Linked DNA regions of Mus musculus: all the other regions are linked to region 1. The links are chromatin loops, found by intact Hi-C in ENCODE. Cell type or tissue: left cerebral cortex. All regions are shown on one strand.

What was found. Hi-C counts contacts between places; a loop is a spot of excess contacts. Peaks named below come from ENCODE experiments on the same cell type or tissue, not always from the same donor. Only the 100,000 strongest peaks of a DNase experiment are listed, where the experiment ranks them.
Region 2: it touches region 1 in a loop (3.0-fold over the local background); 2 of 42 quality-filtered maps call a loop at or near these places.
Region 3: it touches region 1 in a loop (2.5-fold over the local background); 4 of 42 quality-filtered maps call a loop at or near these places.
Region 4: a loop joins it to region 1, with 3.0 times the contacts of the local background. A loop is called at or near these places in 4 of 42 quality-filtered maps.
Region 5: a loop joins it to region 1, with 5 times the contacts of the local background. A loop is called at or near these places in 12 of 42 quality-filtered maps.
Region 6: a loop joins it to region 1, with 6 times the contacts of the local background. A loop is called at or near these places in 19 of 42 quality-filtered maps.

The regions. Positions count from the first base shown.
Region 1 is chr6:13,605,341-13,610,340 of GRCm38, forward strand. Tmem168 (transmembrane protein 168) reads right to left here and starts at 2,758. Exons shown (of 5, transcript NM_028990.5): 1 at 2,490-2,758. In left cerebral cortex, a CTCF peak has its summit at 2,749; DNase peaks (open chromatin) are centred at 2,723, 3,950 and 4,130; H3K4me3 peaks cover 1,497 bases; H3K27ac peaks cover 1,534 bases.
Region 2 is chr6:13,445,260-13,450,259 of GRCm38, forward strand. No RefSeq gene overlaps it. Among named protein-coding and RNA genes, the nearest start is that of 1700016P04Rik, 34 kb to the left of the region's middle. In left cerebral cortex, no CTCF peak of the experiment used is centred here; DNase peaks (open chromatin) are centred at 2,535 and 4,102; H3K27ac peaks cover 1,751 bases.
Region 3 is chr6:13,291,849-13,296,848 of GRCm38, forward strand. No RefSeq gene overlaps it. Among named protein-coding and RNA genes, the nearest start is that of Gm725, 31 kb to the left of the region's middle. In left cerebral cortex, no CTCF peak of the experiment used is centred here; DNase peaks (open chromatin) are centred at 2,118, 3,016, 3,335, 3,886 and 2 more places; H3K27ac peaks cover 1,368 bases.
Region 4 is chr6:13,833,620-13,838,619 of GRCm38, forward strand. Gpr85 (G protein-coupled receptor 85) reads right to left here. Exons shown (of 3, transcript NM_001330667.1): 2 at 4,941-5,000; 3 at 833-3,454. The coding sequence starts at 3,284. The coding sequence ends at 2,172. Among named protein-coding and RNA genes, the nearest start is that of Gpr85, 3.8 kb to the right of the region's middle. In left cerebral cortex, a CTCF peak has its summit at 2,249; DNase peaks (open chromatin) are centred at 1,229, 2,270, 2,508, 2,981 and 3 more places; H3K4me3 peaks cover 4,593 bases; H3K27ac peaks cover 3,172 bases.
Region 5 is chr6:13,868,553-13,873,552 of GRCm38, forward strand. 2610001J05Rik (RIKEN cDNA 2610001J05 gene) reads right to left here and starts at 2,966. Exons shown (of 3, transcript NM_001352887.1): 1 at 2,887-2,966; 2 at 2,504-2,594; 3 at 1-2,188. The coding sequence starts at 2,159. The coding sequence ends at 1,980. It overlaps 1110019D14Rik (RIKEN cDNA 1110019D14 gene), which reads left to right and starts at 3,017. Exons shown (of 3, transcript NR_045995.1): 1 at 3,017-3,075. In left cerebral cortex, no CTCF peak of the experiment used is centred here; DNase peaks (open chromatin) are centred at 2,086, 2,949 and 3,711; H3K4me3 peaks cover 2,271 bases; H3K27ac peaks cover 1,086 bases.
Region 6 is chr6:13,674,443-13,679,442 of GRCm38, forward strand. It overlaps Bmt2 (base methyltransferase of 25S rRNA 2), which reads right to left and starts at 3,524. Exons shown (of 5, transcript NM_175312.4): 1 at 3,238-3,524. The coding sequence starts at 3,391. In left cerebral cortex, no CTCF peak of the experiment used is centred here; DNase peaks (open chromatin) are centred at 2,838, 3,063 and 3,615; H3K4me3 peaks cover 3,479 bases; H3K27ac peaks cover 1,618 bases.

The sequences.
Region 1 (5,000 bases):
AGGATTAAAATAAGTACTACTAGAGGGAGAAAAAAAAATTCACTGCACACTCAGGAAACACCCTCTTGACACTCACATTTCACTGTATTTTAGCCACATGACTGCTTCCTATAAGGTCATAAAAAAGAAACTTCCTTAGGTTCCCAATAGCACAAATCCACCTTTCTCTGCATCTCTGCATGTCAGCCAGAGTCCCCTTCCCTGTATAAATCCTTCCTGTTCCAGAACGCCATTCTCTCTCCAAACTCTCTTTTCTCCTTTATTCACTAGTACTTAAGCTTTATTCACTAGTACTTAAGTGCTTATTCACTTACTAGGTCGGCTTTTAAAACTACCAATGGGTAAAGAAACAACAGAAAAAAATCTTTGTTCTCCCCATCTTGTCTACCACATTCAGTTTCCTCCCTCCTCACAGCTAATGTTTGATCAAGTTCTCATACACTCACTTCAAAATGCTGAAAGGTGTGATTCCCTCAGTGCAACTGCTCTGGCAACTTCTAGAATGATCCGCAAGTTCCTGAACATGATGGAATCCTTACAGGAGTCTCCACGTTTTCTTTAGAAGCCTTCATACTGATGAGTACTATCGCCTTCTGAAACTTCCCTTGGCTTCTAAAGTCTAGGAATCCATATTTTTTTCACAAGTCAGTGCTTTCTCCATGATTCTCTTGAAAGTTGTTCATTGCTAACCCATGCTTAATCCCAACCCTAGGCTTTGAGCAATCTAAATTGCTTCCATATATTATGTAATTTTGAAAAAGAACTACAGCTGTACCATGAAATATTGTGCAGTCACATTCTTATGAGCCTTAGTTTTAAAGGTTTTTACCCATTCTGACTTTTAAAAATAGCCTTAACTAGAAATGAAAACAAATTTTAAAAGCATTGTGACTGTTTTTACTTGAGCTGCCTTCCCTAATGATTTGATGGAAGACTCCAGAGGCAAATAAAAGCAGAATGGAGTCAATGAGCAAGTCACTGCTAAAGTCCATTAGAAAGATCTCCGGCTGGGGTCATAACTCAGAAAGCATACTTAGCATTGGGGAGGCGCTGGCTTTGACCCCACTATAGTCCTATCTACTCCTTTAACCTTCCCCCACACTTCTTGACCCATGAGTTAATCCTCACACGTTCTTGATTTCTCTTTCCCTAAGCATCTCTTTCACATTTCTACTACTTCTTATCCGCCAAAAAATCACCACCTAAATTTTGGTGACAATGACCTCATTCTTAAACATGTTCCTTTTTTTTTTTTTTCCCTTCCCTATCAACTTCTGCCCTTCTTAAAGTGTGTTTTTAAGACCCGAATTTTATCGTGTTATGCTCCACTATGCAAAATTCTCTATTGGCTTTCCACCCCTCACAGTATTACAGTGTAAACTTTTCAGTGCCTTTATAAAGTGCTACACAGTGGACAGGAATAACTGCCCCATCTGTTACTGCTCTTCCTCTCACTTTTATTCCAACTACACTTCAATTATGAACTACAGAAATGGCGTGCCCTCTCTGGACATATTCCTTTTCCTCCTCCTAGCCCTATCTGCCCTTTATCTGTCAAACCCTTCATTCAGGTGTGGGCTTACAATTCTTTTCGTAGGAGAATCGCCTCTCGGATCACTCTCTCTGAAATGGAAAAGTAAAACTACTCTTTTCTTCACCATTTGTTTAATGTCTGCATTCTTCACAGGTCACAAAGTCTCTGGGGAGATCTGTCTTCCACAATGCACGCTCAGTATCCAGCAGTCTGTAATCAAGTTAACATTCAATTCCGAAGGGGGGGGGGCGGGGAGAGGAGACTGACTAATAATAGAAAAAACTACTTAAGAAATGCAGATAAAATAAACCACTTTCTAATAAGCCACAGCTAGCACTAGTACTTAAGTGAGAGTCCAGGAATCATTGGCTTGTCTGCTCTTGGCTTTACTCCAACCTTCACTTAATTCACCAAATTTCTTCCAAAACAGAAAAGTGCCCTCATGGTGTCCTAAGACAATGGACTTCAAGACACAATGTATCGCTTTCATAATCCTTCAGTGGAAATCTATGTCTGTTCCTCGTAGGGGAAATGTCCAAACCTGAAAGAACAACACTGAGCCGTCAGGAGTTGGAGACCTGCAGCCTAGTTTCTCTGAGTTCCTGCTAATAACTCTTTCGGCCCACCTCTTAACTAGAAGAATGGCAACTCGGACTCTCCTTTTTGAGCAGCTATGGTAACTTCTCTCCCGTTAGGGCTCGATCTAGCGAGAGATGGAGAAGTGGGCTCGGGACCCTGGCTGTTCCGCTACCCCTTAGCTCTGGGACGAGGCGACACCACGCGACTCCCGGGTCAGGGTGAGGCGGGACACCGAGGCACGCCCTCCCTTGGCGGTCGCCAGCCCCCGAGCATCGATCCCACCAGGAGGCCGACGGGGCGGGGCCTGGCCGGCTCAGCCGGACCCTGGGCGGCGCCCCAGCCCTCCGCCGCCCCTCGGCTCCCGGATGCCCCTTACCCGAGTCAGCGGTCGCCAGCGAGCCTCGCTCTTTCCGCTGCGAAGCTCGCAGAGCCAAAGGGCGCGGAGCCTCCGAGCCAGAACGCGGAGGTGATGTGGGGACGTGAGCCCGAGGCCTCCCGCACTAGCACCGCAAGGCCTCGGTAGAAACTTTCGCTAGGACCGACACGGCCGCCATGTTTCCGCCGCTGACTCCCAGCGCTACGGATCGCCGTCAGGGACAAGGCGCGCCGCGCGCTTCCTTCCCTGGCCCGGCCTCCTAGCCGCTCTCCACGCCCAGCGGCGAGCCTGGGGAGGCAGGTGCTCGCTGCGCTGCCCCACCCTGGGCCTGTTTAACTCCCACCCGGGATTAGCAGCAAAAGCAGGGAAGACCACGGATGATCAGGCCCCAAAGCAGCGAGGTCACCGCTTAGAGTTGGACCGAAACTGAGCCAGCTAGAGTGGGATAATTGCAAGTGGACTATAAATCTATGTAGAAGGCGTTGCTGCTCTTTCATATAGGTGGTATAATATATGGCTTTGCATATGCTGACCAAACCTTCAAAACCTGTCTCTCCTTGCCCCAGCCTGCTTTTCTAATTAAGTCCGCCATTAATCCCCAATCCTGAACATCTTTATTCTACAGCCCTAGCTAGCTTTCCTTGGCCCTAAGCGCACCTTCAAACACCACAGATGATTTTAATCTGCATTCTGATGGCACTTAAATTAACATAGTTGTACACACGTGAGCGCCGCATTTCACAGGTGCTGCGGAGCAGCAGTCTCAGGGGTTGAAATTGGTTTCTCCATCTGTGAAATGGTAACAAAACCTTTCTCACAGGACTGTGAATATACAGGGAAACAGTGTGTCCCTCCATGTACAAAATGAATTTAAAAGATATTCAATACCTGTAAGAACACGTTGTTAAGGAGGGCTTTAAGACAGTCTCGTTCGCGTACGGACCGCTATAAATCCATCTTGCAATGGAGAGGAGATAATGGTTCCAGTTCAATAGAGAGCTTGTAAAAGTGGGACTTTAACGATTAGGATGCGGTAGGGATGCTTGAGCAAATGGGGAATCACATTAGCTTTAAGGGGGACAATGACTTGGAAGCATAACAACATTGTTGCTAACACAACAAAGGTACTTGTTACCTTGAAAACAGGAAGATAAGAAAGATAGAAAGCTAAACTGACTTCATGGCGTTCTTAGTTAAAAACTAGATTTTACTAGGGAATGCACAGTTGGGCCTGAAAAACAAGTTCTGAACGAAGCCTGAATAGAATACGGCCAGGCAAAAAGCAAGAAAACCCCTTTCCTTTCCCAAAAAAAAACATTTCCACCAAAAAGTCCCTGCCTGCCTTCTGATTCCATTTCCTGCTGCTTGCAGCCCCTCATATAGGTCAAACCATTTCAAACCCCTAGCCCGCTCATGTGTAAACAAACACTGATAACATCTATCCGACAAAGTTTCTTCTGTGGATTGAGGGAGAATGTGTGTTTTAAAAATGCCTTACAACCTTTAAATGGCTTATCCTTTCAGATAAACCTCCAAATCCTTAAATAGGGCATGTGGGTGTTATCTCAGTGGTAGCATGCTTACCTAGCTTGCATGATGGAGCAAGGGGGGGGGGGGGGGCGGACAGAGGAACATCCTCATATAGAAACAAATTGTGTGTTTTTCACCTCCAGTTTAAACTCCCACACACTCCCCAACTCTGTGCTCCAGCCTGCTTTCATTTCCTCAAATGTAGCCCCTGCCACCCTGTCCAGTTTCTCTTACTATGGCATTAGCTTAAGTTTCTGATAGAAATGTTTTAATGTTTTTAAAACAAAGGGATCAAATATTGCTGGCCCTTGCTAGTTCTCAACACTTAATTTATATTAGTGTTATCTGTGTGTGTGTGTGGTTTTTTTTTTTTTTTTTTTTTTTTTTTTTCCATGTCTCTTAAAGTTACAGTCGCCTTGGAGACGCTTGAGGACACCAGAGCTCTGTTGAGACTCATTAAGGGAAAGATTTTTCCTCCTGGTCTAAAGAATGGAATCTACTTCTGACCCTGGTTGGAGAACTGACATTCCGATCTGCTCCAAAGGTTGTAACATTTCATGCCATTGTCTCCTCCCTTCAGAGTCAGTGGAGCTAGGCCTGCCTATTATCTGGTCAAAGGGCTGTCCCTCAGGAAAGGAATGGGAGGAATAATTATCCTCTTAGTGAGCTTTCCTTCCCAGAAGTCTCACTGCTTACAGAGCCCTGCCATGTGACTTAGCAGCTTTTCTGACTTAGGAGTTTTTCTCTTTCTTCTTTTACTTTCATATACGGCCAAGAGCCTAAGCATGTTTTCTCTCACAGTTGGGGTTTTTTGCTGTTTCTCTGAAACAATCCGGCCTTTCTTCCACTTAGCTGACCTCCATTCCTGAATATGCCCTCTGAACTTTTAAGTAGCACAGCTTTCTCTGTTTGTCTTCTCCATAGCTTTCCTCCTAGTAGCTACCAACCTGCCTGCCCTCTGACTTTAATTGTCCTTGGGAT
Region 2 (5,000 bases), 160 kb before region 1:
AAAATATCATACAGTTCTATTAACTCAGCTGTAAAAGACTGGAGAGACAACAAGATATCTGTTTTAGTAAAATTAAGTCTGATATTCCATTTAGCTAATAATGGGCATGTTAAGGGATCTGATCTAAGATTTCCAGGAAAACGTCAGGAACAGAAATGTTGGCTTGACTCACAGGTATTTAAGGCTATCAAGAGTCATGGACCCAGATGAAATGACTAAGGAGATGAAAAGAGATGTACATCTGATACACTGAGGCATACAGATACCTAGAATTTGAGAACAATAAGAAGAACATGAAATAAGACAAGAGTCTGACAGGTAGAAGGAGGAGATAGAGTTTGGGTATCAGGGATCCATAACAAAAGAAATTTCTATTAGTGGTTTATGACATGTACTTCCAGGAGTCATTTTGCTTCAGAAGATGTGAGTAGAAGCTTACGCAAGAAGACTGATATTTTCTAAAAAGACTCAAATCTAAACCAGAGCATTTATAATTTAGTACATCTTGGTGAACTCACCAGATTAATACAGTGACTGCTTCCTTTTGACTTCATACTATTTGAAACTTGTCCTCAAATCTAAGCAACCCTCTATTTCCATAGAACTCTTACAAAGAATGTTCTATGAATATAAATACACACAAAATATGTACACGAGATGCAAAGAAAAGCATATGCCACCAGAACATGAAACATTCCAACTTGAGTTATTGAGTACTTTCAAACACCAAACCTGACCTTAATTCGATATTTTGTAATTGCCAGAACTGAGGACTACAAAAGACCAGCAATGATCTTTTCAATCTCAAAGAGACAGGAATATGTGTGGGTTGGTGGGGTGCGTCGCTGTATAGTATGCTTGAAAACAGTAGCACAAAAGTTAATGTTCTTTGCTGGAATGAAGAATACTGTTATCAAAATCATTCAGCGATAAGTCTGGTAATGGGGTCCTTTTTGCTCCATTTGAATAAGCCAACCACCTTATCCTAGTTTTATTGAATTAGAAGTACAATGATCCAATCTCTGTTTCCAGAGCTTATTAATAGTTTCTGGCCTAAAAATCTTGCTCCATATATCTGAACAATGTGTCCCTCGTGAACATAAAGCATTCAGCCTTATAAGAGGACAAATGATTGGCATTTTCCATTGCCAGCAAAGTATTTATGCTCATATATTAGGTTATAATCATAAAAATGTTTTTAATGTTACAAATAGACTTTGTATTTTTAGAAAATATGCCTGACTAATAATCATTTCTTTGTTGCTTACAAACCTCAACAGTCTTTAAATGGCTCATGTCTTGACACATGCTGAAAAGATGAGAGATTAAGCTATGCAATGTACTATGATAAAAAATAATTCATTCTAAGAGACTGAGGTTTTTGCAGGATCTCACAGTTGAGTTAATAATTCACCCTAGGGTTACTTAAGGCTGCAGTCCTACTGTGTACTACCCAGCCTGCTTGTTTAACCTGCCTTTCTGAGAGCAATGTAACAACTGATCCTTCTTGTGTTGGCTTTCCCCTGTAATCAACTTTTACAACCTGAGCTGATGCATAGTTGTGACCTCTAATTATATACTCATCTATGCCCCAGAGGCAAGAGTAATGCCTGTGTTGTGTGTATGTTATGATAATCATTTGCTGAAAATAGCAAATATAGGCTGAAAACAACCTTCTAAAAAATGTAGTCACCAAAAATATTGAACACAACCTACAGGTATTGTTTGATAAACAAAAAATGTTTTTACTACTTTTTGTTATTAGGGTCAGTTGGAATCAGTGATTTGATCCCTTATAAAAATCTTTAAAATGTCTGTAACATATCTCTTATTCCATGTATTTTTGCAGTGATGTTCTAAAAGATAGAGCAAAACAATTTGTTAAGGACAGAGACAGGAAAAGATTCATAAAGACAGTCTTCAATAGGCACAAATTCAGACTCTGATGCCAGGTAAAGATATGGGGGAAAGTGAAGTAGAGAATTCAAATCAGGACTTACTCTTGGATATATTATACCAAGAGGGAATTATTTTATTTCTTTCCTCAATGAGACACCAATGAATTACTAGTGACTTGGGGTTTATTACTAATGTGGTAAATCTATGCATTAAGCTTATTATAAAAGTAATCATTCTGGAAATATGAATAATTACTTACCACATTAGTATAAATATTCATAGACACCTGAGAGCCTGGAGAAAGGCATGTGGCTGGAAAGTATTGTCATGTTCTTCCCTGAAATGACATCCTAAGCCTGCACACAGCCATCCCCTAACTTGGAAACCTGTTTTCTCCCATTCTCACTCTCTGACCTGTTGTAGAGACCTTATGACATTGGAGTAGCTTCTCATGGTTTCTTTACTCCATCTAGTCAAATTTGCATGTATCATTATCTCAGCATCTCAGAATCTTTCCCTCCCTGGTGACAACTTTGGATGTATTTCCTATGCCTGGGATACTAAGGGAGTCTTACAGACATCAGCATAAGTGGCTTCACTAAGTAAAGTAAGTCTTATGGTTTGCCAGACTTAGAAGATCATTTACTTGGAAGTATCTTATTTTAGAAGGATAAGAAACACATCAAATCTTGCAATCCATTCCTCCTACACTGAGATTGAAGCGCTGTGTTATAGAGAAGAAATCCCTATGCTTATAATAGTAAAGACTTTAGGCCTCCAGGAACCCTATATTAGCCTAACATCCAACGGAGGACCAGCAGAATGCATGTGCCACAAACTCACTCGAAGTACTTTGGGAAATGGATGTTTGGCATATAGGATGTCCTCTTGTGGTAAGTTAATTATCTGGACACCACCTGGTCCTAGTGTGGTTTTCTCAGAGAACTAAGTAGATGGGAAACGATTTATTTCCACGGTCTTATCTGTAGAGTCTTCATCTTTTCATCGGTTTTGAGTTGAGGCTCTGTCTTCCCCATTATTTGGTGATTTCTTTTAGATCATCTTCATGTTTATGTATTTTAGGAATCTTCTACTGTATGTAGTTTCTATTTTATCCCTCAAATTGACCTCAGTTTTTGCTGTGTCTCCTCATATTGCTTCCCTCATCCCTCTCTTCCCTTCTCCTCCTCACTTGATCTACCAATTCCAGCTGCCCCATCCATCCATAGCTATTGTATTTCCCTTTACTAATAGAATCTATCCCCCCATCTCCTGCTGTCTTAGTCAGGGTTTCTATTCCTGCACAAACATCATGACCAAGAAGCAGTTGGGGAGGAAAGGGTTTGTTCAGCTTACACATCCACATTGCTGTTGATCACCAAAGGATGCATGACTGGAACTCAAGCAGGTCAGGAAGCAGGAGCTGATGCAGAGGCCATGGAGGGATGTTATTTGCTGGCTTGCTTCCCCTGGCTTGCTCAACTTGCTTTCTTATAGAACCCAAGACTACCAGCCCAGAGATGTTACCACCCACAAGGGGCCTTTCCCCACTTGATCACTAATTGAGAAAATGCCTTACAGCTGGATCTCATGGAGGCACTTCCCCAACTGAAGCTCCTTTCTCTGTGATAACTCCAGCCTGTGTCAAGTTGACACACAAAAGCAGCCAGTATATCTGCCAAGTCTTTTCCTCTATACCTAACCTATGTGGTTCTACAGATTGTAACTTGGTTAATCATTTCATTGTTTTCAAGCTCCAGAACTACAAAGGGAGAAGTTTGTACACTTGGTTTGACTCACAATCAAAGACATAATTTGAAATATAAAAGACATATATCCATATTTCTTTTAAGAAAATGTAAACATTTCCTGAAGTACATGATTTTTTCTCAACATGAACAATTTTTATATGCACAGAATAAACAAAATGGTCTAATGTGCACCAGCCCAGAATAGAAGACCAGGTTACAATCATGTGTGGTATTATACCTACCCTCCAGGCGGCTGTAGTCCAGTGAGAAAAGACAAAATACAAAGGATACACAAAGGATACACTCCACCACCTGATTCAATGAACTGGGTGGAATTTTTAGAGAGAATTCTTCCGCAGCACACAGGGAGTGCACAGTGATAATGAAGGAGGAGGATCAGCTAAGTCTTTACACTGCATTCCCCTGCAGTTGAGAACAGATGGGTGATTTTTCTTCCTTAAGCAAAATGTTTTTGAAATGTTGCCTGAAATTCAAAAGAAAATTTTGCATAAAATATCTGGGCTTCAGAGAGAAAGCGCATAAATATTTGGCATCCTAAGTGCCTATTGTTGGGTGGTTAGGAATCTTTAATGTCTCCTTAGTCAACTCTTCAAAGGGAAGATTTCCTTCTGCTATTCAAATGGAAAATTCTCACTGAATTCAACAGCTGTCTCTCCTGCTTTAAGCTCTGGGTTTATTTTCCCCTTGCTCTTTTGAAATGAATGTTGTATGTACAAATTACTGGGTCTGTGTAGATGCAGGCATAAATGGTACAGTGTGGGATTGTTAAGATACACTTCACCTAAATAGCAGTACCATGGAAGAATGTTAACCATGGTATTTTATTTACTAAACCAAGAGAAGTTGCCATGTTTATTTTAACCCAGTATCTTTTAAAAAATGTATTCTTAGTGTCTTGTCAAGATTTTTCACTAGAAATTACAATTCTATATTCTCTTAAAAGCACAACATTTTTTTTTCAGTTTTTACTTTTACCATGCTCCATTCTTTGTTCAAATAGGCTGACAATTTCACTTTCTATGAGAAACAAAATGTGTCAGTTTTAGATCTATGGTGGTCTTTGTTTTTTGTAGCTTGCTAGCTACTAAGTTTTGCAACCACATATCTACATATATGACCTGAGATATAATAAACAAAAAAAACAAGAACATGAAAGCATTGCTTTGTCACTATCTGTCTTCTCCAAGCACTTCTAAAACAAATCTGTAATAGTAATCATCTCTTTTCTCTGAGAAATCAGTAACCCAAGATTATCCCTAGCTTAAAAGAACCCACATTCTACCAAAAAGTATGTAACACATTCCTTATCATGGAAGACCACTTACACAG
Region 3 (5,000 bases), 310 kb before region 1:
TCTTTTCTAAGTGGTCCTTACTAGGTCAAGGCTTGGGACACTGTGGAGATCATGAGGGTCAGAAACTGAGTACAAACTAGACAGTGGTTACTCTTTGAGTTATTTCTTTATATGTTTTCATCCAATATATTTCGACTATGTTATTTACCCTCCCCCTAGATCTTTTCAAATTCTCCCCACTTAACTTAAGGTTCTTTCTACTTCACTTTCTTAAAAAACTCCACAAAATCAAAACAATGAAACAAAGAGACAAAACCAAACAAAACATGGAGTCCATTTTGTGTTGGGCAACTGCTCCTGGACATAGAACTTGCACTGGAGTATGGTCGATATACCCAGTGAAGACACTCCATTGGAGAAAACTGGTTTTCCCTTTCCTAAAAGGCATTGTGGTGGTTTGAATAGATATGGTCCCCATAGAATCATGTTTGAATGCTTGGCTATAGGGAGGTACACTATCACTGTGGAGGTGGGCTTTGAGGGTGATATAAGGTCATAGGTCAAGTTATGCCCAGTTTGGTACACATTTTCTCCTTGCTATCTACAGATTTAGATGTGGAACTCTAGGTACCATCCCCAGCAACATCTCAGCCTGTACCCTGCCATATTTCCCATCATGATGACAATGGACTAAACCTCTGAAACTGTATGCCAGCCCCAATTAAGTGTTTTCCTTTAGAACCAGTAGTTTAGGCTACTGTGTTATTAAGCTTACCCACCTTGATACTTTGACTTACTCAAGTTACCTGAGAATGCCTAAAATACAATCAGTAATGTAAAGAAATCCAACTCTTACACTTTATGAAACTACTGAATAGTGAAATACTGTACTTTGGTGAAAATTATAAACATTAAGTGGTTCTCTCAAAAAAAAAGTAATGTTTCCATTTATAAGAGTTGTCTTGGTCATGTTGTCTGTTCATAGCAATAGGAACCTTGATTACGAATAAGACTTTGTGTCCACTATTCCTACATTATATTTGAATTTTTTCTGTGAGGGTCTTGTGAATGCTTTGGCAGTCCCTTTAAGTTCATATGTTTGTCCATCCTGTTGTATCTAGAGGACATAGTTTCCTTGAAATCATTCATCACATCTGGCTTGTATAGTCTTTCCATCTACTCTTCTAAGATAGATCCCTGAGTCTTAGAGGTAGAGGGAGTGGGCTGATAAAGACATTTCATTTTTACTTGAGTGCTCCAGTGTCTCTCACTCTCTGTATAATGTCTACTGCATGAAGAAGATGTTCTGACGGGGGCTCAGTGGTGAGCTGCTCCGTGGGTGTAGCAATACTTCATTAGGAAGCATTGATGGCTGTGTGCCTTCAGCAGAATAACAGTAGCGGGTTTTCCCCTATTACTGTCTCAGGTTCTTGGCCACTCAATAATTAAGGTGCAAGCATTGCTCAGGGTGAGAACCCTTTTTTTGCCTTGGAGACAGCAACCTTCTCGATATGTATTTACATGGAAATGGGGCTCGGGGCAGAACAGATTTTCCTATGTCTCTGCTTAAAAGGCATTAATCTCATCACTTACTTAGCCCAGTTTTCTCTCAAAATGTGGTAACTCAAGTAGTATCACAGTGTGGGTAGACTCAATATATGACCTTCGGGAGACACAACTGAAACTTCTTATATTTGGGTTACTCAGAAACACTCTACTCAAACTCAGTCTCCCTAAAAGTCCACTTGGTCCATATTGGCAGTGCCAGCTTCCAAGGGAGACTGATCAGTCCTACCCTGTGGCTTTTTCTCCTTTGAAATTATATATATATACATACATACATACATACATACATACATACATATATATGCATGCAAATATCAACTTGGCATTTTTGTCTATACTTTTGTGGCACATGCCTCTTGAGCTCTTACCACTTTAAGAGCCTCCATCTGAGGACTGAGAAGATAATGAATAAAGAGCTTCAGCCCCGCAGCTCTCATTCACAGTTCAGAGGAGGGAATGGGTTTTCAAGCCTTTCTAATGTCTCTGCTGAGGTGGAAGTTAGAGAGGCAGCAATACTGAAGAGGCCACCAGAGGACACAGAGAACAGAGGCTGCCACCCACAGCCTGTTTGGTACTGCCAGCCACCCACTCTGATGGGTCAGGACTTCGCTGCTGAGCAGTGGTGCTGAACAAAATATTAAACAAGCAGTAACACAGAACAGATGTGAACCATTAACCATCAATACATCCACACAGGTGCAAATGAGCTTGTGGATGCAAGGGCCAGAACCCTCCTTACATTGTAAATCAGAAGTTCCCTGAAACAGAGAAGTTGGGAATATACAGAGAGGTGAGTATAGTCTGAAGCTTGGCTTAAGTGGTGTTGCCATGGCTTTGCATGTCTCTGGTCCCTCCCTTCTGTTGTTCCTCATTTTCCAACAGGGAGACCTCTTAATGTGGTAAGGAACATAACTTTGGTTATGAAAACAACCTTCTAGTTTAGCTATCCCAAGGAGAAAATGGCTGTGTCTAAATGTCAACAGGGTTAGGATTAGGGTTAGGGTTAAGGAGTTAGGGTCAGGGTCAGGGTCAGGGTTAGGATTAGGGATTGTCCCACCTTAGGTCATGTGCCTATTCCTAGGCCAATCACAGGTGACAAGGGGATGGGGATAATGTAGTGCAATGCTAGTAACTCTTTTATGTTTGTGTGTGTGTGAAGAAAACGAACAATTGTCTACATGTTGATGGATACTGAGAACTTCGCTCTCCACAGACTTGTGTAATACTGTTTATTCAACCCCGCTTCTGAAACAAGTTCTGAAACATTCCAAAGGGTTGACTCATAGTGATTCCAATGGTGGAGGATGGGCAATGTGACACTCCTTCTGTGGGTGTGCAGGGGAATGGCCCTGGTCCTCTTCTTCTGTACAGGGGGCATACAATAGATATGTTTGCTGGGCCAAGGAGATGGCTCAGACCATTGCTCCGGAGGCTCTTGCTCCTGTTTTGCACATGCAGATTCTGGCAGGGGTGGGAATGGAACTCCTCGTGTTGCCTTAAGAAGTGGTTGGATGATTATGCCTCATTCTCTGTTTGAAAGGCTTATTTTCGTCAGCTGTGGGTGGGCTCAGGTTAGAAGGTAATTGATGATATTTAGGTATGAGTGGGAAAACCTGCCTCCAGGTTTCATTCACTGTTTTTAGATGTAGATGGCTGTTTTGTGAAGGTACGGTGAGATAGGAGCTTTTCAAAGGAAGGGGGGGGATGCAGTAGGAGGTCCAGGCAGACCAGCTAGAGAGCAAGAACACTTATAGCTGGAGGTGGACTAAGCCATTGGGAAAGGACAGGAAGAAATTTTTTTTTAGGAATGAGGAGGTTGGTGCAAATGGATAAAGATTCAGGGCGAGCAAGGTACAGAGAGAAAAGCTGCTGAGACTTGAAAGCCAGAGAAACAATGATAGGAAGAGGAGGGAGTGAAGGAAGATATAATGTTGGTGACTCAGCCATGCAAATGAATAACTTAAGCCACTGGGATGAAAACCTCTATTGCAATTTACCTAGCGTCGGAAGGAGGTAAACCACATAAGCAAAAGGATGGATGGGTATCCATGGTTTCCTTCCCTATGCTAATTTTATCCAGCATCCTCTTAGTAGACAATTCATTTATTCTGAATGCTTACTATTTGCCAGGCACAAGGCTAACCACATCCTTAGCATAATCTCATTTGCCTCTGGGCAAACTTACTTAGCAAGAGCTGCTATGCACGTTTCTAATAAATATATGGATGGATAAATAGGTCTGAAGAGTTGGCAGGCTGACTAAAGCCTGACAGCTGGGCTTTGAACCATCAAAGCTGGATTCTAGTGCCTGGAGTCAAGCCTAGGCTACCCACTTAAGCTTTCTCTTTGGTCCAGTGCATCAGTTTGCTAGGGTTGCCAGGGCAAAGCACCAGAATCTAGGTACTTAGAACAACCTATATTTGTTGTCTCATGGCTCAAGGGGCTAGAGTCTGAAATCAAGATATCACCCAAGCCACATTGCCTCAGATGGTCCTAAGGGGGAATATCTGCTTTAGGCCTCACTCCTAGTGGACACTGGCTTCCATGCAAGTAGCAGAGACTCACATTGACACATCACATTTTCCCAGTGAGTATGTCTTTTTCTTTTTATGGTATTCTTTTAATAGAGGCATACTTAGTGAGGAACCCCTTAACTTCAGCATGACTTCTCCTTAACTAATTATATTTGCAGTGACATTATTTCCAGATAAGGTCCTATTCTAAGACATTAGGAACATATGCATGAGAGGAGGCAGCAATGCAAGCATAGCACCCAGGAACCCTGGATGGGATCCTTGGTTGGCAATGCTCTTTGGCTCTGGCACGGCACCTTGTATGGTGCGTGTCCTCTGGCTTTGCTGCTGTCTCTGGAGCTCAGCTGTGGCCACACACTGCAGTGATAGCCTTGGCTGGATGGGCCAGGGTAGCTGCCAGGGGCAGGTGCTCTATGCCTGCCAACATGGCCAGCTGCATCTCTGTTGTCACCACTGACAGACTGGAAAAGCTGCTGCCATCCATTTTAAAACAAACCCAGAGTTTCCATCCATGTGTGTCTCCATATACAGTGCTGGTATGTTTTAAATGATTTTGAAAAATGATTTTGTTTTCATTGCGAATACATCGTGATTCATTGCCCCTTTCTGTCTGTGGACTAAAAAAATGCCAAATGTAAACTGTATATGCACCTAGGGATACCCAGTATTTTGAAAATAAGATTATTCATATCCCTTGTCTCCTTTAGACTGCCTTCAGACACTAAGGCCTGGTAAACCACTTTCTTGTCAGGTTTCTATGCAGTGAGGATCTTATTTGGTCGGGATCTGTAATTTGAATGATTCTATTAACTGCCCCTAAAAGCAAACCTTTTGTGTTCTTCCTCCTCTTTCTGTTTTGGAGGTCTACAGAGGACATGCATAGTCACATTCGCCTTTACTGTATAATGTTCCAATCAGCAGCCAGCTTAATGAAATCCAATTAATGTGTTAGGCTGTTGT
Region 4 (5,000 bases), 230 kb after region 1:
CAAAGTTCGTCATGAAAATAATCAATGTCATGTGTCTCTCCTGCAAATTTTGAGATGGAAATATGTTAGCAGATCATGCTTTGGTAACCGTGTTTTTATTGTGTTTTTGGTAATGGTTCTAGTACCAACAAGGAGCCTTTATTGCTGGATCCGCCTCACCTCTGTGTATTCAATTTTGTCCCAGATCAAATCAGCTTTGGTGTAGAAATGAGGTTAGACTGCTCACTAATAATGGCTTGAGCAAAAACTTTATAGTTGCATAGACATTGAAATTGTCAGTTATTTGTTTTTTTTCTATTTATATTAAAATTCTGTTTATATAAATACTATATCAGTGAGAAATCCTGTTTTACTAGGTTCTTAACCTTATTTTTCCTATACAAAAGAAAAACAAACAAACAAAATCCCTCCAGAAGCAAACAAAACTATGGAAATCCAATAGAACTAATGGCAACTTTCTCTGGCTTTGTAATACTGAGCCTACAAGCCTTTCTTAAAAGCAATAGATTTAGAACTCAAAATTTCTACTATACATTAAAATGCAATAATTATATTAAAATTCCAAACCAAACCATTAGACATATATTCATTTGTAAATACTAATGGCATATAATAATAAATAAAGGAATGGATTTGAAAAGCTTAATAATGCTTTTAAATATTAAGTCAGCTTTTTGCTATCATTCATATATTTTCAGTTTCAAAATATAGTAGTTATAAAAATAAAATTATTATAAAGCAAATTTGTCTAGTTTGTGCTTATATGCTAAATTAAAGAAAATTATATGCCAAATATGTAAAATTTATTCCACAAAAATTAACAGGCTACACAGATAAATTTTGGCAAATGCAACTTTATATTGAAGTTCACACATCTGTATCTTAAAGAATGAGACTCACAGAATCTAATGTATTTCTAAAATACCAGAAATCATATTATAAGCTTTCACAAGTTAAAACTGAAATAATTTAAAGGACCAATACACTGAATGTGCAGAAAGTATAAAGAAGACTGTGCCTTCCATACAATAAATGCTTCACAAGTTATGCCAGATGTCATACGAAGGCTGTGGGCGCCCCTGACAGCTGACATACAGTATAAACACATATCAACTGTCTGCTTCTTAGACCCCACTAGAATGGGCAGCACACCTCAGAAGAAAATCTCATTATACTAATGGTGTGCACCTTAATTTCCAAACCAAACCATTAGACAAGTATTCAATGCTCTTCCATGCACTTCCCGATGAGCAGCCAGGACCAGTTACTGATTCATTGCCTCTTGACTACTGCTCCACTGCTAAAGAAGATGAAGGATACTAGATAACCCTTTAAGGCAACACGTGTTTATTCTGCATTTTTCGAACTGCTCATCTCTGGTCAGTTGATTCCATTCATGTTGCCTCCCAGAGAGATATCTAGCATTTGTAAAATAGAAACAAACTGGAAACTTTTTCTTTTTCTTTTTTTTTACTGAATCAACAAAAAACACATAATACAGTTCAATGCTAGCAATTTCACTGGTAGGGAAGGAAAGTGGTATTTAGAAATAGCAATATATTAATACAAAAAAGGTAAACTCTAATTGGAACCAATATACTGCTTTGGAATGCTCCCCCAAACTTACAAGGCGTGTTTAAAGTGGTGTACCCCAATAATTCATGGCACATCTTTTAAGAATTACAGTACTGTTAAGTCCCCCAGTAGTGTAGTCTTTGCAAAACAAAAATAGTATGAAATGTTTTAAAGTCTTCAAACTTCTAAAATTAGCTTTTATCAACACATTTACCTCATGTCAACTTAATTTATTAAAATGTCCAATGCTAATTGTTTTTTGAAGTTTTTTTTCATATGTAATGATATACACAGCATTTAGCACTGATACTTAGCACCTGCTACTTTCGTTATCTAGTGTTCACCCACAGAAAGAAACTTAGGGCAGTGGTTCTGTCCTTTCTTAATTACAAACCTTCGCCAGCAGTCAGCAGGATCACTCCGAGATTTAAAATAGGATTATAGGTGAACTATTGCAAAGACTGCAGAATGTTGCCCAAATCCTTGTCACTGCTGATTCCCATCCTTGGTTTTCTTCTCCAGACATGGCTACAGGCCACAATTGCTTAGCAGAGAGGGTTAGTGTTTCACAAGGCTAAAGATTTACAGATGCTCCCTCATATAACACAGTAAGGTTCCCTTGGTAACCTGGATTTTCTGCAGTAAAGAAGGGTTGTGCTGAAACAGCGCCTCAGCTCCCTGTTGGAGAAAATGCAGACAAAGGGATTGATTCCTGCTTGGGCGAAACTCATCCAGACAGCGGCTGTTAGAAATCCCCCTGGTACTACAGGCCCTCGTGCAAAAACTCTCCAATAGCAGGCCACCAGGTAGGGACCCCACAAGGTTAGGAAGAGGAAAGTCATTATATAAAACATTCTGCTGATTCTTTTCTCCATTTTGAACTCATCCAAGACCAATAGCCGCCTTCTGCCTGTGGTATTCGCATTTTGCCTGATGCCCAGCAAGGTGGGTGGTGTGGGACCCCTTCCAAATCCTGCTAGCCAATTGGCAGCTGCCTGGCCGCTAGCTCCAGGGCCATGAAAGGTCCAGTTCTGACTCACTGCTGCTACAAACTGGACTGGCTTCATTTTCCTTCGATCGTGGACAAAAAATATCAGCTTGAGGTAGACAAGCTGTGTGGCTAGGAGGATGAGAGCAAGGAGCAGCATAAATCCTAGGGAATCGTTAGCCCTGAAGGAGCGGTGTTGGAAGGTGCATTGATCCTCCTCCCTAATGAAGGAGTAGGTGCCTACATCTAAAACTGGGGGGAATGCCATGGCCACGGACAGAGTCCACACCATGCAGATCACAGCCAAACACGTCCAAAAGGTCAGCCTCTTTGTATAGAAGCGGTGATGGGCGATGGCTAAGTATCTGGTGACGCTGATGCAGAAGAGCATGAAGGCAGTGTGGAAACAGGACAAAACCCCCAGGAAGGCAATCACTTTGCAAGTCAGAGTCCCGTAAGTCCAGGTGGAGCCATTTTTGACAGAGTTGAATACAAATGGAAAACAAATTGCAGATCTGAGGATGTCTGAGCAGCACAGATCCAGCAGGAAGTAGTAAGGAGCTCTATGCAAGGTCTTATCTTTCACTAGCAAAATGGAGATCAGAAGGTTGCCCACAACGCTGACTCCTATTATGAAACCCAGGGAAGTCAGTTTCAGAAAGGCTGTTAGAGGCGAGAGATTTTGCAAAATGTTGTCGGCTGCATGGCTATAGTTCGCCATAGATGGATGGAGGATAAGGAAACAGCCTCAGTCAAGTCTCATGATCTAGATATAAGAACAAGGAAAAGATAGATCCATACATTTTACTGAAAATGTAATCCACAAAGAGATCAGATCCGATCTGTGGCCATGCTTCCTCTTGCCTTCCGTTTGATTTGCCATCAGAACATCTGAAGAAGAGGAAGAAGAAGAAAAAGAAGAAGAGAAAAAGAGAGAGAACTATCAGTTCTTCAGTTGGTAAGTTATGATGTCAGTGCTGCCCCAAAGCTGTTCCTTTATGAGGAAGCAAGTAAAGTTTCAATGTTAAACAGTACTGTTTGCTTCAGCTGCAATTGGAGATGTCAGAGTACTTACTGACTGTTTCAGTACTCTAAACTAGGTAAACTTAACGGGGTCCTTATTCTAGACACCATACAGTCAGATTTGGGCATCTTCAGGAGGGAAGGGAATAAATTGTTCCACAGTTGTAAAATATGCCAGCCCCCAGCTTTGCAATGGAATCTGCAAGGTTGCTGAAAGGAGGCAGATAGCAGGCTCCCCACAGTTATCTGAGCTCCTGTAATACCATCAGTATTTTAAAGGAAGCCTCTCAGCTCATATGCATGCAGAGATCCTCTGCAAATGTATAGCTTTTGAGTCAAGTGCCCCTGTACATGCTGCATAAAAGTATTTGTTGATTAATATTGAAGCATAATTCTAACACCAGACTTCAAAATGACTAGAAACCTATCCGGAGATTCAATGTGATTTAATCTTTTGTCTTTCTTTCCCTACCCCACCCCCACCCCCCTTTTGGGAAAATCCTGTCCCTTTTAAAGCTACATGATTATTAAAAATGGTAAATGTAAATACTGGCCAGGGAAACACACCCAGAGGGATAATGCACTTCCATTTGTAAACCTTATATTCAAATGAATATAGCATGAAACGGTATCTCCGAGGCAATTAAGCCTTTCTCATTTACACTGATAATCTCTGTTGCAAATCACAAGTGGCTTTATTTTCAAACAAAATGCACATTGTCTCCTAGGTGCCAGTGAGCCACACCAGGGAAATCAGTTTCCTCTGTTATTCCCTTTGCCACTTCTCACTTGCCTGGAATATGCTGATGGAAGCCCAGGCAGAACTGCATCCGATGGTGTTAATTTCCCAACCGGTACATCCCCGGGTAAATACCGATCGCATCATGCAACATTACGAAACCTGAAATCCACCACCCCTGGATTTATAACAGAGATGGGGGAGGGGGAAGGGAGGGGGAAGAAGGGAGGGAGGGAAAGAGGGAGGGAGGAAGGGAAGGAGAGAGAGAGAGAGAGAGAGAGAGAGAGAGAGAGAGAGAGAGAGAGAGAGAGAGAGAGAGATATGCATTACATACTCGAAGATGGGAAGAGATTGCTTCTGTGCTGCAAGGGAAGGGTTCTCCGTGATTCGCAGTCTCATATTCCTCAGCTTTGCAAAGGTTTCCAGAAACCGAATTCTCAATAAGCGTTAGAAGATGCATTGTCTGAATGTACTTCCATTATGCAGTTTATTGTCAAAAAAAAAAAAAAAAAAAAAAAAAAACCCTCAGGGAGGGCTGTATCCTGATGAACCTGCAGTTTCATCAGCACGGTGCAACCCCCTCCCCCAAACTTAACCGAGAGTATATCCTCCTACCTGTTGGTGTTGGATATCCCGACAGACTATAGCTTCTTCTTTCTATAAATTGCTGATTTT
Region 5 (5,000 bases), 260 kb after region 1:
GTTCTTTTCTTCCTTGATGTGGATGCTGAGGATCCAGCTCAGGTAGGTCATCAGTAAAGGAATTCGCCTTTATCCACTGAGTCATCTCCTTGGCCCAGTGAAGCTAAAATGTTTAGAAAGCATATCCCTCTACCTCTGCTTTTAAGGATAAAATAAGAAATGGCCATTGTTGAAAACATTCTTTGGAGTAGTTTTGGAAACACACTGTCAGTAAAGACTGTTTTCCTGTAGGAAAACAGGAGGTGATTAAATGACTTCGGCTTATAATGGGCTTTACGTTAGATTTTCCCCATCCCAGAGAAGTTGAGACTGGCAAGGAAGAGAAGGCTTCCTTTCTAAATCTGCTCCAATGAGCTGGTGGACAAAAGATGACAGCTGTCCTGCCACCTGCATGTTCTTTTTTTTCCTAAGCATGCATGAACACGTTTTATTAAATGCCAATTTACCCAAACAAAGACTGTTAGCCTTTTCTCTGGTGAAAAGATAAAATACCTTCCAAAAAAAAACCAGTAAACCCATTTGGTTTCCATGTCTTTATAATGTAAGCATTCCTTACTACTTCTTACTGTTAACTGGAACTCTCAGGCATGCCACATCAGTTCAGTGGGGAAAGGGTCTGCACACTAAATTTTATTGGCCACAGCCTGCTTCCTGACAAAAGCCAAGGCCTGTAAGGGCATCTGGAGAGTGAGACTGGACAAGGCATTTTGGGGAACAGCTGGATTATCTACTTTGAGAACATAGACTACTTTGACTTACTGAGACTATTTCATTCTTCAGAATCAAACAAAGGCCTGAAGATCCTTGCCAAGCTTGGGTCTTCAGGTTCCACTTTCTCAACTTCTATGCAATACAGACAGAATTAAAAGTTCTGTTTGGAACAAAAGGACCTGAAGTGACTCTTGGGTACTAACAGTTTGAGTAGTTTTTCTTGAAACTATAACATTCTAATTTAAATTCTAGCCAGAATATTTGTCCTGGGCCCAAAAATGTGAATTAAAAATCTCTGTAATCTATTGGTTTGGGGACTCTTGGAATTACTAGGGCAAAGAGGGTACACCTTTTTAGCTGGTGTACAAATCAAAACACTTCCTTTCCTATTTGTGGATTTTCTATCAGAATCCTCGTCTATCTCAAAGATGCCCATTTCTTGCCCATGGTGATCCTTTAAGGTAACATAACCAGTCCCTTTTCACTCAGATTATAAATAATTAGCTCATAGATACAAGCAGACCAAAACAATAGGTGAACTGATGGCATAATGGCTATGTATTTGATACAATACATCTCACAAGGAGAAGATACTCAATGTAAAGTTATCTTTTAACAAATATTTTCTCTATTTTAGTATTAGATATGTTTAGTACATTTTTATTAAACTTTTTCTCAGAGATAAAAGTTTTTGGCTAAGATCTAAGTACAATATCAACTTGCGAGATAAAAACAGAAGCATTAAAAAAAAAGAAAACCAGTAACAACAATAAAACAAATCCAAAACCCACCCCAACCGGTTCTCTGAGAGAGTGAGAGTGAGAGTGAGAGAGAGAGATCCCCAGAATGCAAGAGGCAGTGATTATAACAATATAGATTTACTAGATTCTGAACAAATACTTCCATCTTCCAATTCCATGTGCTCTGACAACTTGAAAGTATGAAATAATACTTTTGCAAACTTAAGCCCTCTCACTTTGGCCCCTTCCCAAGCAGCAAATACAAGTTATGGGCCACATTATTAGTGCACTCTTTGTTGTTAAGAGCCGCCCTCCACTCCCATCTGCCCTCCACTCCCATCTGCCCCCATTGTAGAAGAAACAAGTATGAACGTGAAAGCATCTCTTAACTGAGAGTGTTAACTCTCAGCTAACTGTAACCCTCTTGCTGAGAACGGGAGAGATCAAATCTTGGGGTCGGCCTCAACAGAACAATGGTTTTCAGCACACTGGTCAGGGTGCAGTCTAATTCAGAAGAGTCCTTCAGAGTCACATCTGTCCATTTCGCTTTCTTGCGTATATCCCCAAGCAAGCACAGATGCCGGTAATGCTGAGAACCACACCTAATAAGAGTGCAATCGCGTCTCCAGCTTCCACTGCTTCAACAACAGGCAGGATCAAAAGCAGCGAAGCGAGGACTAAGATCAATTGCGTTGAAACTGAATTCATGATGCTAGGATCTGGAGGGCTGAACTTGCCTAGAAGTTAAACACCGAACAAAAGAAACTGTTAAAAAAAAAAGCCTTATTTTTTTTTTTTTGAATGACAATATTAATATAAAACAATCTTTTAGACTGGAATTTGTGAATCATTTCAGATGTCAGTTTAAGATGACAAAACTAAAGACAGTCATTTTAGGTTATCATTAGAAAAGAGAGGGAAAAATGCATAAGATACTTGCCAAATAAAATACCCTAACAGGTAAAAGTCACATTTTATTAGCATGTCTCTTATCTAGAAAATTCAACACAACACGTGACTCTGTGAAGTTGTAAGGAATTAATAAGACTTACCGAAACAAGGGTATAAGTAATTCTACCCAACGTGAAATATTCTCTTTGGAACTTCCGGATGCTGAGGCTAAGAGGTTACTCGTGACACAGCCTATTTTAAAGAGGAAGCTAGAGTCAGTGAGAAACGAACAGCAAGGACAGAAATTGGTAACGAGTACAGAAAACACTCCCTAACAGTTCCTTCAAAAAGAGACTACTAGATTTAAAGTTAGTTCTCACACACAGATTGCTAAATGAAACCAAGCCGAGAAGCAAATTCATCCCAAGATCTAACATAAAGATCTGGAATTCCTTCGCCCTGGGAGGGTGCAAATTTGTTGGGTTGTGCAAGTACACTAGGAGAATCAATCCTGGAATCCCCGGGAGCGGAGTTTGTACCTTACCGGACCGAAAGCAGCCATTACAGGAATGGAGAGCAGGGCGGTGTCGCCAGACTACATTTCCCACAAGCCCTGCTGCCTACTCCCGTCATGCACAGCGCGCTCTGGGATCCCTGACTGAGGGATAGACCACAGGCTGCTTGTTGTTCGGGTTTCACAAGTTTGCCCTCTGGTTTTACTGTTAAAGAGAGGGTGAGTGTTCAAGAAAAGGTTTAGTGAATTCGTAGGACTAACGAAACAACAATACGTGTTTTCTGCCCTGTAAAGGAATTCTAGCCGCATGAATATGTCTTGTTAGTACTCTGAAATAAGGAAGTAACCGTGGGAGAGGGTAGCTGAGGGAAGCCATCTGTTTGGGAATGTTTCAAACCTGGGGCCTTCCAACATTTCTGCAGCAGAAAATCCCCGTTATCATTTTCCAAATGTGCCTAATGACATTTGCTAATTTTTTAAAACTAACGGGGAAAATAAGCACATTTAATCAGAAAGTTTGGAAAATATTGAATCATTTGTGGTGCAAATCAGGTTTAGAAAATATGGTTTCAGCCCTATACACAGATCTTTTCCGATTCGAATTCTTGTCTTTTTCAGAATGTTCACTCTCCACAGCCTCCCAATATTTTAAGATGCCAAGTTTAGTACTCAAAACCATTATAAGTATTATTCACATGCATCTGTAAGCATTAACTTTGAAAAGTTCTTGAAGTCTTGTTACCTGGGATATCCATACTAAATGTTCCTTCTGGCCCGAGCACTTTCATACTTACTGACAATTTGTCATCTTCTCATTGTAAGTTACTCACGGTGCTGAGTTAGAGGTGCCCGGACTTGTCCTGATAAAAATCATGCGAATACTGTGGGCACACTCAGTTGAGTGTCTATAATCAGCTTGTATTCTTGTGTTGTTGGTTCTCCTTTTAAACACAGTTGTATCTCTCTGACGGTAATGATTTATACTTCTGCTTCCCAAAAGACGTTTGGCAGGAACTTCAGCGACATTAGCTAGGAACAATAATTTGATGAAATAAATGTGCCAAGATTTTACAGGAGCTTCACAGAGGTGGTGAACACATTAAAGCAAGTTGTGTCTGATAGATTGACAGTGTTGTTTTTCTAAAGTTAATTATTTTAACAAATTCACTCTAATTGCACTTGTCTTATGTTGCTTTTGGCTTTGTATCTTTCCTATCAATTAGTTTTGGAATAGGACCTCTTGCTTTTATGACTTCCAAAATATCCTCCTACATTCCAGTGTTTTCATTTGGGAGGTTTTATTTTTCCTTATGTATTTGTTTCAGCTAGTGGAAGTCTGCAGACTAAAGTTAGTGCTTGTACACTTTTCTGTTCCTGAGTCTGTAAAGTGTCTTGCTTAAGCTTTAAGTTTGCAGAGTCTATGCATGGTAAAAATGTTCATCTTTTCAATTATTGTAGTTAGAAATTAACTAATGACTTGGTCTATCTGTAAAACCGTGGTACAAATTGGTGTAGGGATATTTTGGGCTCAAATATAGTTTTAAACTGAAATCTGTTGCATTTTGCTAATTAGGTTCTCTCCGTATTGGAAATCCAAGGAAATGCTTTTACAACAGCACTTTTAGGTTAGAGGCTATTATAATTCTATTTTTTCCTCATTCTATTCTAACTAGTCTGTTTTTCTTTTAATAGTAATTTATTCCTTTACTTTAAAACAACGGTTCCACCATACTAGACAAACTTTCAGGTTACTTGTCAAGATGCAAATCTCAGAACTACTCTCCTTACCTCTGAGGGGGTTCCACCACTCACATACTCTTTCCATTCCATGCACATTTAATGCTCGACTGTTTAATACAAAAGCTAATTTGTTTTCCTCTATTGACATTTTGCTCTTGCTGTTTTCTCTGCCAGTAATACTTTCCGACAGATTTGTCATAGTTATTCTTAGCATCATCCAGGGTTTAGAGCTTTGTTCAAGCTTCCCTTTCCATCTTAGTTAAAACAAAAACACAAAATTAACACACTCTACTATTATATTATGTAGATAAACACATTCAAGTAGAAATTCTATGTGAGGTAGAAATATTTTCATCTCGTTCATGGTTGATTTTTCACCTAGTAGAACAGTACCCTGTATGCTA
Region 6 (5,000 bases), 69 kb after region 1:
TTAGTTTTAAATGATCTCTAATTTAAAGTTACCATTTCTCCCACATTTTTCTCATCTCAAGTGTTTGCTACAAATGATGTGAGAGCTAGAGAGACGGCTCCATCACTGACGTGCTTGCCTTGTTCTGACCTGTGTTCTGATCCCCAACACCATATAAAAGACCAGGCACCAGTCTGCCTAGCCTAATTAGTGAGTTCTAGGTTCAGAGAGAGACCTCTGATGAAGACACTGATGCTGACATCTAGCCATCACAGGTATATGCACATATACATACCTGTACAATCACAAACATACATCATACACACACACACCCCCAAACTACAAAGAAAGCAAAAACAAAACTGAAAACCTACATGGCCCCAGTTTAGTTCTTAGTCAGGTACACTGATCAAGTAAGTCTGACTAATCAACAAAGTCCTTGTTTGGAAAGCAAAATTAAGCTAGCAATTTCTTATAAATAAACTGTCTATATACCCTCTAATCAAATTAAAATATTCTAAGTTGCTATAGAAGTCTAATTTCAAAATTCTGTATAGCAAAGATATTAAATACCTGATATGGCAAGCATACTTTCCTTCATCTAAACTCAATCTGGAAGTAAAAGTAGTTCCAAGTGCAGTAAACAGACGGACTCACCTCCGTAACACAGCTCCCTTTCCCCAACCAAGCCCGCTCATCATCGTCAACTCTCACCAGTCGGACAGATCACAACAATGGAGGGAAAAACCCACCACAGCAGGAAGGGCCTGTTTTCATTTTTCTCTCTATTGCATTTCCAATCCAATGTCAGAGATGTAGACAAGGAAGACTTTATTCTACCCTACATTCTTTAGCTTTACTTGTATTCTTACTTTTCAGTAACTGCTGTTTTCCCTTTCATTCTGCCCCAGTCTATTCATTACCAGTATATCCCTGAGAAAACTATACTCCCTATTGCTCCACTCCCATAGACAGCCCCTACCCGTCAATTTATATCCTTTTTCCTTTCTCAACTTTTACTGTTACTTCCTTATCTTCACGTTCTTTTATATTCTAACATCTATGCCAACAATATTAGGATAAGAGATGAGATGGACACTCTATTTCCCATAAAATAGTATGCACTAATGGTCAACTACTTCATCTTCATGAAAGTTACTTTGATCTTAATTAAATTAAATTTGGAATATGCACTAAATCTGGCTAGTACATTTCCTGTTCCTAAGGAAGATACAAAGACTGTAGATCTGAGATAAAAATGCAGAGAATGTAAAAAGATCAGCCATGCTTGAGAACCATTAGTGAAAATTATGGCTTACATTCCAATATTTTAAGTGAGAATTTACTGCATTCCCTAATAAGAAAACTGTTATGAGCTTATAGAATACATTTATGACTGAAGACCATCGGTACAATACTATGCCTTCAAAATAAAACATCTAAATCATTGATGGAATTCAGGGCATTAAAATGCCAAAAGAATTGCTTCATTCAAATTCTTAGACTATCAGGAAATCTCTACCTGCCCAAGTCACATCAGATCATTTGTTTCTGAACTACTGAATTGCTCTCCATTCTGGTAATTTCTAAGTATCAATCCTCATTATGAACCAAGTGTTCCCCTAGTTAGAATTTGGGCGTAAGGACATGTTTAAACATGTGAGACTAAGCATGCATAAACAGCAGCTTAAAGAGATAATGACACATTAGCAGTGTGTTAAGTGGAACCTATTCGTTTATGAATAAATGAATAACAATGAAATTATTACAAAAAGGTTAAGAATAGAAACTGAATTACATACTAGTCATTTTCTTTTAAAAGATGCACAGAAAATTTGTACAAAATGGCATGATAAATTGAAGAAAAGTGGGTCCACTTATTTCTTCATTTCTTCAAACAACATAAAAACCACTAGAGAATGGCATTATGTAAGTGCATTTTGTGACTATCAAGAATGATGCAACTGTTGCTATGGTAACCACTCATTTTATTGAATTGAGGTTGGGAATTAAAGTATCTTCAATAAAAAAAAATTCAATACCTTAATATGCTTGCCAAGGTTCTTCTATTAGTACCTATCAAACAATAGCTATTAGCCATCTTTGGGGATATCAAATGGCCTCTATTAAAAGCCAGGGCTAAGTTGTCAAGGAAAGAACTTTGAATAGTGTTAAGAATAAAATGCATCAACGACACTCAAAGGAAGATAGACTTGACTGAACTTTCAGAGTAATTGAAAAGTGTGCATAACTGAAAAGTGACATGATCTCACAAGTCTTTGTTCCTTCACTGTCATAATTTCTCTTTTAACCTAAATTATTAACTAGTTAAAAGACTGACATTAGAACGCTGCTGAGTTTTCATTTTGCAATTAAGCTAAAGAAAAATCTGCTGAAAGTAGCCCATTTTAACACTTTATGAGAATTTTTTTCCTGAACACATGAAGAATAATGCAAAGTGTCACCTTCCGAATCTTATAAAGTTGCTTTGTTTGAGAGCCCCCATTTACAAAATGCCAGGATAATTCATAAAATTCAACTATAGACACTGTTCCGGCATATGCGCCAGACGAAAAGCTGCCCCCATGGAAGAGCGGGGTCTGCACCTCTGGCCAGCTTCGAAGGCACCGGCATCTTTCAGAGTCTCTGTGCTTAGAGACTCTTCAAACCTGCACAGTCTCTTAAGAACCTGCCCCAGATCTCTTCCTGGACTGTCTCCACAAACTTGAAGATGGAGCTGCGGTGGAGGGGAGCTACCTGCCACCCTCTCCCCAGTGAAACACGGCAGGCGAAGCACCTTGAGATCCTCCGCTGGGCCTGCTGACTTCGCAGCCCTGGATGCCCAGGCAGGGGAGGCCTCGGCACGGCCTTGCCAAGGAGCGAAGAGGAAGAGGGGCTGTTGCCAAGCGGGCTGAACAACAGGCTGGTCCAGCGCAGAAGAGCGAGGGGCAGCTTCGCTCCTGCCAGTCTCTCGGTGGAGTCACCCCCACCCCCACCCCTCTTCGGGTCTTACCTGAAAGCCCCTCCCTCCCTCTGAGCGGCGGCTCGGTGACAGTGGTCTCAGCCCACCGCTGGGGACAGGGCCTAGGCGGGTGGCGACTGCCCATTAGGGCTCCGGGAGCCGACCGCAGGAGGCCGGCCGGCCGATCGCGGCCTGGGCAGACGTGCCGCCCCCGTGTGTGTCAATGGTGGCCTGTGGGGCTGAAAAGAGCTGACCCAGCCGGGGGACGCGCCTCCCCTCCCCCGATGCCTGTTTACCTTCGCGGTACTTCTTGCGGAGCCGCCGATGAACGCTCTTCACCACCCCGGACAGCTTCTCCTGCTCCAGCTTCCGCTCCTGCTCCCGGGGCTGCGCGGCGTTCGGGGGCCGCTGTCCGCGCGCTGCGCCTCGGCCACCCGGCCCCGGCTCCATAGCGCTGCCGCCGCCGCCGCTGCCGCTGCCGCCGCCGCCCCTCGGGCCCCGCGGTCTCTCCCCGGACGGAGGAGGTGGGGAAGAGGAGGCAGCAGCAGAGGCAGCAACCGGAGGAGGCCGAGGAGCCACAGCTAAGGCCTCGGGGGCGGTGTCTTCCCAATAGCGCAAGGTGATTGGTGAACTGCGGAGGGCTGGGTGGAAATGGAAAGGGCCGCGGACCAATGGGCAAAGGGCAGCGGCGGCGCACCGGGTTGTTTGGGAAGGAGCAGCTGAAGGAGGCGGAGAAAGCACTGGGCTCCTCGCCAGGCCACGCCCCGGATGCTGTGCGGAGGAGCCGGGGCTGCCTAGGGGAGGAGGCCTGTGGTATGGGGTGCGCTTGCGCCCCAGAGTTATTTGCCTAGTTTGAGCTTCATTGTATGGTCCAGCTTTGGCACGTCTCCCAACTTCCTAGGCCGCTGGGAGTTTGGGTGATGCTGCCACAGGACGCGGTCGTCCACCTGAGTTCCCTCTGCACCCTGTTGCACCTCTACAATTCCCTTCAGCTAAATACCCTTTGAAGACTTGGCTGCTACGCAGGGTTTTACATTTCAAGGAGTCCAAACTTGAAAGCCTTCATCGGGGTCAAGGAGAGGTCAAACTACCAAATCCCGATGTAATTCTCTTAGCTAACCCAGGTTAATGCTTGGCATACTGCTGCTACACGAAAGACAATGAATTGCGGGAAAGAAAGATAAAAAAAAAAAAAAATAGTAGGAGGTGTGGGACAAGTTAAAACACCAAAAGGCCATATTGTCTCCCTGTAGAACTTCTGTAATGACCATAAGAATGGGTTACTGGAAAACTTGCATTGATTGTAGGTCATCTCAGAACCCACAGAAAAGTCTGCTCAGGTGGTCTCTCATATTTTGGACAGTTAGTCCACTAGTCCATGCAAAATTCAGTAAATGGCTCCCCCTTTCCAACTTCTTTCATTTGTGTGTAACACTATTAAGGGTATGTGATTGCCGACTTGTTTAAGAAAGATGGAAGCCCAATCTCCAAAAAGAGACTGCATTCGCTCTGTACTAGTACTTACCTAGGCTGCTGGTAGTGCATCAGGCAGACCTGGGAATGACTTGTATCTGATTGTGCACTTTACAGCTATTGGTTACATCACATTGTATAGACATTGTATAGACATTGTTGCATTGAAACTTTCAGATCAATGTCTTGGTAATATTAGTAACATTCTCTTTATGTCACTGTTGGGTCCAAAGGAAACGCTGTTTCCACAAATTCTGGGGGTTAGACAAAAAGCCACATTCCTCAGGAATTGTTGAAGCTGATTCCTTTCTGCTAAAGGGAGCCATTTCTTTTACCATTCTCAGAAGGGATAATTTGTTATCTGTGGAACCTAACAGCATAGCGAAGTGCATGCTGGCCTCCAGGCTCTCTCACATCACAAATGCCTGTTACACAGTTAATGTCCATAGCTTCCTTTCTTCTAACATCTCATTCTCCTTATAACCCTTACTATTTCAGCTATGTGTGTTCTTGGTCCTCTCTTCTGCCCTCTCTTGGTCCTCTCTTGGTCTTCCTTTCACTCCTCCCCCTCACCCCCTTCCCCCAC